2 separate regions of the Homo sapiens genome follow, and region 2 is linked to region 1. A link is a loop called in an ENCODE intact Hi-C map of the cell type or tissue named here. Cell type or tissue: endothelial cell of umbilical vein. All regions are shown on one strand. Each heading gives the region's core, and the rest is flanking DNA. Links, peaks and the distances in the headings are about the cores only. Region 1 has its middle 120 kb from the start of LINC02458. Region 2 has its middle 59 kb from the start of LINC02458.

Region 1 (2,926 bases), core at 314-2,813:
GTTCATTTGTTGATCTGTTGATGGACATTTTTTCTTTAAAACTTTAACAAACAAAAATCTATGGTTATTCACTCAAAGCTTGCAATTACAAGTTCCATAATTTCCAATTTAATCCCAGATCAGATTAATTATATTCAACATTCCTTTGCCATTTTATCCTTCTTAAGTTGATGGACTCACGTTTTATTGCTGCAATGTTTTTCTGTCACATATGTAATTAATTCCCAGTATTTCCACTTTTAGAATGTTGTTAACATGTAGAATCTTTGTCTGACTTCTTATAAATATCTTTTAATTGACTTTTGACTGTCATCTTCCACTAAGACTAAGATTTGTAAAGTATATTGTTGAGTATTGTAAAGTATATTGCGGTAGGCTGAAAATGGTCCTTCAAAGATGTTCACATTCTAATTCCCTATACTTATAAATCTTACCTTATATGACAAAAGGGACTTTGCAGATGGATTAAATTGAAGATTCTGAGATTGAGAGACTGTCCTGAATCATCTCAGTGGGTCTGATATACTTACAAACTTCATAAGAGAGGGGTAGGAGATCAAAGAAAGTAGCAAGATATGTAAGGACAGACTCAAAGGGTCAGGAGCCAAGAAATGAAGACAGCCTTTAAAGATCGAAGAAGGCAAGAAAATGACTTCTCCCCTGAAGTCTCCAGAAGGAATGTAGCCCTGCTGACACTTGGATTCTAGACTTCTGATCTCTGGGATGTAAGAGAATAAGCTTGTGTTGTTTTAAGCTACTAAGTCTGTGTTAATTTGCAACAGAGCAATACGAAACTAAGATACTCCACTCAAGAGATGCAATTTTAAATGAGTCTAAAGTTAAACATATTTCATAAACATATATATTAATATTTAACATACATATTATTACTGTTGACAATATTCATTAATTTTACAACATATTCCAGCTCAGTATAGTTTCCAAATAAAAATAAAGAGTTAGATTGTTATAAGGAATGGGACTGATAGCAAAACTTTGTCTGCTTTGGCATTGAGTAAAGCTCTTAACATTAGGAAAAGTAATAGTTTTCAAGCATGTTTCAACATTGGGTTCTTTGGATTCCTTAAATACTATGTGGAGGTTCTTCAATAATGATATGCTTTTTAAAAATATTGTGGTTCAAAATGTTCATGTTCAATATCTCCTCTTTCCTGTCCAAATCAACACAGATAAATGTGAAATAAGTGTCTAAATGTTCACACTGGACTCTGCAGGGAGAAACTGTACTGCTTTTGAACTCACAGGTGAGAAGAAAATGATATCACTTATTTTCTTTACAGAATGAAAATACAATAATGCTTATTAAGAAACATTCTTTCAAGGTTAAGAGCTCACTGAATATGAAAACAAAACTCAAACTCTTTTTTTCTTGGAGTTTTTCTAAATTTGCCCTTAAATCCTTGTATTTTTCTTATCTTTTAGCCAACTGGATGGTCATGATTAATGTACCTTTAATCACAGGAGCTTCTTGAAGCTCCTTTTCACTACCTCAGAGGCAGCTGCTCCTCAGTGATGTCATGTTTCCTTCCTGACCTTGGGAGTGCCATTTAGAGGCAACTGTTTCCAGGGACTGAAAGGCTTCTGCATCTCAAGTCATGCTACCAAAATAGTCCATTAGCTGTGCTTTTCAACTTAGTTATGTCATAATGAATAAGTCTCTTCTCCTCTGAACAGTGTTAATGACTTTTCCCTACCTTTGTCAATTTCAGTATAAATGTGTACCCGCCAAAGGCATCAGGAGGGGACTAAGGAAATCCTATAGGAGAACAATGACAGGAAACTGACATAGCCATTAAGATGTCTGGAAAAATTAAGTTAGAAGAAAGTGGGGCTTGGCTTATTGCCATTTTTGGAATAAGGAAAAAACTGTAGGCAGGATGTCTCTAGAAAAGTTAACATAAAACTTAGACTAAGCATGGCTGTGTGTAAATTGAATTAAAATAAAGGATAATAATATATGATAGATAATATGATAAATAGGATAATAATATGATAAAAAATAATATGAGTAATAGTAGAAAATTACTTTTGGTGGGGAAGGGAAAGTAATAAACATTGTAAATTGAGGTTCAGAATTTTTTTTCTTTTTTAAGAACAAAGATTTCCCTGGTCTTGGTAGCAAGTGCTGATGAAATTTCTCATCCCAGAGCTGATTCACTGAATTGAGGAATTAGAGAAAGGAAACATTTGTTTTTCTAAAACATCTGTAAGGAAATATTATGTTAAATATTTATAGGTTTAGAGAGCAGTCTATAATTACAAATCTTAGATAAATAAATGCAGTGTGTTGGAATCTGGTAACTTAGAAAAAATGACCTCATTCAGGAATAGGAATTCCTATAGGAATAGGAAAAAATGACCTCATTCAGGAATAGGAATTCCTCATACAATAGGAAGCAACTTTTACATTTTTGAAAGGAAATTCATCAATGATTATTTTGACCTCATCTCCGTGTATCAGATGCTCCGTGTGTCAAATATAAAGTCAATTAGGGAAATGAGTAACAATGAAAGAAAACTCTCATGAATGACTAGATGAAGCATGTGAGAATACATCATGCTTAAATTTATCCTTGTGCTGTAAAAAAGCACTTTCTTACTTTTGCCTCTTGACTTTGAATTATTTTCTTCCAGATTAGAGGAGATTACATGAATAAAAGTTTAGCCCAGTAAAGAGTAGCTTGATACAGTAAATCATAGAGATTGGTAACTTCATTTATTTTCAGAGTTGGGAGAGACCTTAAAACAAGCTAACAAAATTCTCTCACGTACAGTTAAGAAGCTGGGGCACAGAGCACTTAAATGACTTATCTGGAGTCAGACATCACCAGAATAAGTACCAGGATTATGTACCAGGTTTCCTGATTTCCAAGCTGGTAAATTCCATATAAAACATATTGGATCA
Region 2 (2,926 bases), core at 284-2,783, 63 kb before region 1:
CCTCAGGGGATACAAATATATGACACTTTGTGACATAATGAGATGATAGACATCTCTTTCAGGCCAATGAGGGAATAGAGAGCAAAATGTGGACAAGAACACCATCCTAGCGCTATATGCATAATGAGATTCCCCTTCTTCAAAATGCCATCTCAGGGAAGCGGGAGTGAGCGAAGCCCCTTCCTTCTGAGAAAGCATAGACAGCCCTAATGAAGAATGAGAAATATTTTGAGCATTAAACTGACAGAAGAATTTCTTAAAGAAACTGTTTTAAACTGAAAGAGGCTGAATTATCTTTAATTGACAAGTGTCCTCCCATCTCACCATTATCAGTGCAAATAGAGACTCCAGAGGTAGGCAGTATAAAACAAAACAGTATTTTAGGGACATCTAAGTCATTGGGTGCATTCAGTTTTAATCTCACTAGAAGCACTACAGGAGTAAATTCAGGGTGCTTTTGTGGTACATTAGGAAGCTTGCCCCAATCCAGACTTGAGGATTGGATTGGGAAGAGGTAGTCACAGAAGGCTTCCTAAGACCTAAGAGACCAGGAGGATTTAGTTTGGGTAGTTTTTCAAATAGAAGAAAGAGCACATATAAGGATTATTCTCCTCTTGCCTTCCACTGACCCAGGGGGAAAACTTTATCTATACCTATATCTATATCTATATCTATATCTATATCTATATCTATATCTATGTACATATATATGCCCTACTTTTCTATGAGATAGAGTGGTAATCCTTTACTAAAGTCACATTCTGGCTCAAGAGAGATCTGGGCACGTATTCTCTAAGTTCACAGAGTCCTTGGAACTTCCCATCCTTGTAGCTCTTATTACCATGTATTAAGAACATTTTTCTTATTTGTCTTCCCTTCTAGGGAATTTCTATCCTTGAGAATTTCTATCATTTTCCCAAGTATAGAGCTTGGCACAAAGAAAGTGTTCAATAACATTTAATAAACGTTGAAAGAATAAAAATCTGAGTGAATAAGTGATCAAAGGGAAAAGGTACATTGGTGAGCTGAAAAGATCCAAAAGAAGAGAAATCTAAGAACGTGCAAGAAACTGGTTCAGAAGCAACCTGAAGAGAAGATACATTTTAATTTCAATGAAGTCCGTTTAGTCTCCATTGACCTCTTGCTATTTAATACATCAAAGAGTGGTGCTATCCTTTAGTAAATTGATTCAGTATGTTATTGGCTTTTTGGTTCTGGGAATCAAGACAGGCATATCCAAAACATAATCAATATTAGATTGAGGTTTGATTATAAGATCTGATTCTATAAAGGTGATCCAAAAAGATGAAGAATTTTCTATATAGCGTATGGTATTTATTGTACTGCTAAATGAATGATTGCTGTAACTGAATTAAAGTCATCACTAGCACATTAAGCAGTGCCTATTGTTTCTTCCAGGTAGCAAAACTGGCAAATCAAAAAGCCTAACAGAATAAAATTTTACATTGCACTCCAGGTTTGCAAAGAGTGATACAATATAACTCCAGGAGTTTGGGGCAAGTACTATAATGAGAGCTTATTATTGGACTCTAGCTTTGAATGAACCTTGGGTTTTCCTTTTAAGTAGATGCCTGTATTGTAGGACAAAGAGCTTTATCTCTTGTGACAGGAAAGCTAAGAATAACTGTTCTTTATGAGTCATGCAAACACATTCCAAAAAGGGCTTTCTTCTATTAAACATCTGTAGCAGCTCTTCCTGTCCTTTCCCACCACCTCAGCCCAGGTAGAGCTGACAGACAAGGGATAATAGGCAGCGGTTATTTTTACTCTATTGAATTTCAATAAAGGAACAAAAAATTATTCACAAGAACAAATAATATTTCAATTCTCTGTCTTCAGAGACAAAATGTGGCCAAGAGTGACCTTTGGGGACAGGAACTATAGAGTAATTCTTTTTTTTCAGTTTGTAGTTGGTGCCAATTTCTCACCAATGGAAAGAATTACAGCTCCCTCATTGAGTTCTCATTTCAGCATCTTTTGTAAAGATGAACATTTGAAGTCTAGAGAAAATGTTTTGCTCTATGTGGTGTTCAGCTTTACCTGGGCTGCCCCCGATGCCAATTTTTTTTTCACAAATGAATCTGATTCCTTTACTTATAGAAAGCTAGCATTTAGGGCTCAAGATACAATACGAAGATGTTGTTTTCACCTATTTAAAAATCAGAAAGGGAATGTATACCTTTAAAACAAAGTCTTAGATTTCTCTATTAAAAATTGACCGCAGAGACTAGGTTCTTCAACTTTTTCATCACTTGGAGAGACTGAGTAGGGGGAAGGGTAATAATTTTTTGATGGAATTTTTGGCCAAATAATTCTGCCCATCAACAGGAGGAAGGGAGAAGGTTGGTTATGATGGGATCGTGGGTACTCATCTCCAACAAACTCTGCAGTAGTAGTGGAGGGATATTGTCCGATTTCACACTTTTCACAAGTTATCCTCTTTGGTCATGTTTGACTTTCTGCCCAGCATGCAGAGTAGAGATAATACTGTCTGGCTATGCAGTTTGGAAGAATGATTTGCTTTCTCTTCTCTTCTTACTAAAATCTGGGAAGTAATAAGTAGAGAGAGGGAATGTATGTATGTGGATTATAAATCAAAAATAATATTTTAAAAAGGGCCAGTTTCTCACCTTTTTCACTTATCCTAGAGAAAATAGAGATTCTCATGGCAAAGTTTACTCCACAAAATGGCAACTGTGCAGTATCTTAAGAGCTCTTTCAAAGAGTAGAAGCTCAATAATCTTTGAGAGAATAAATGCTCGTCTAAGGAGACAAGAAAATATTGGTGTATTCTTTAGCTGGATGTCTATGTTTTCTAGTAGCTTGACCTCAGAATGAAACAAACGAAAACCAGTCTGGCTAGAATATCATAGTTGCTTATACTAATTCAGCAAACCAGCGAATT

The links. A loop is a pair of places that touch in the nucleus more often than their neighbours do. Peaks named below come from ENCODE experiments on the same cell type or tissue, not always from the same donor. Only the 100,000 strongest peaks of a DNase experiment are listed, where the experiment ranks them.
Region 2: it touches region 1 in a loop (6-fold over the local background); 3 of 110 quality-filtered maps call a loop at or near these places.

The regions. Positions count from the first base shown.
Region 1 is chr12:88,896,653-88,899,578 of GRCh38, reverse strand. No RefSeq gene overlaps it. Among named protein-coding and RNA genes, the nearest start is that of LINC02458, 120 kb to the left of the region's middle. In endothelial cell of umbilical vein, for the core only: no CTCF peak of the experiment used is centred there; DNase peaks (open chromatin) are centred at 1,658 and 2,428; H3K27ac peaks cover 2,500 bases.
Region 2 is chr12:88,959,409-88,962,334 of GRCh38, reverse strand. No RefSeq gene overlaps it. Among named protein-coding and RNA genes, the nearest start is that of LINC02458, 59 kb to the left of the region's middle. In endothelial cell of umbilical vein, for the core only: no CTCF peak of the experiment used is centred there; a DNase peak (open chromatin) is centred at 1,724; H3K27ac peaks cover 1,054 bases.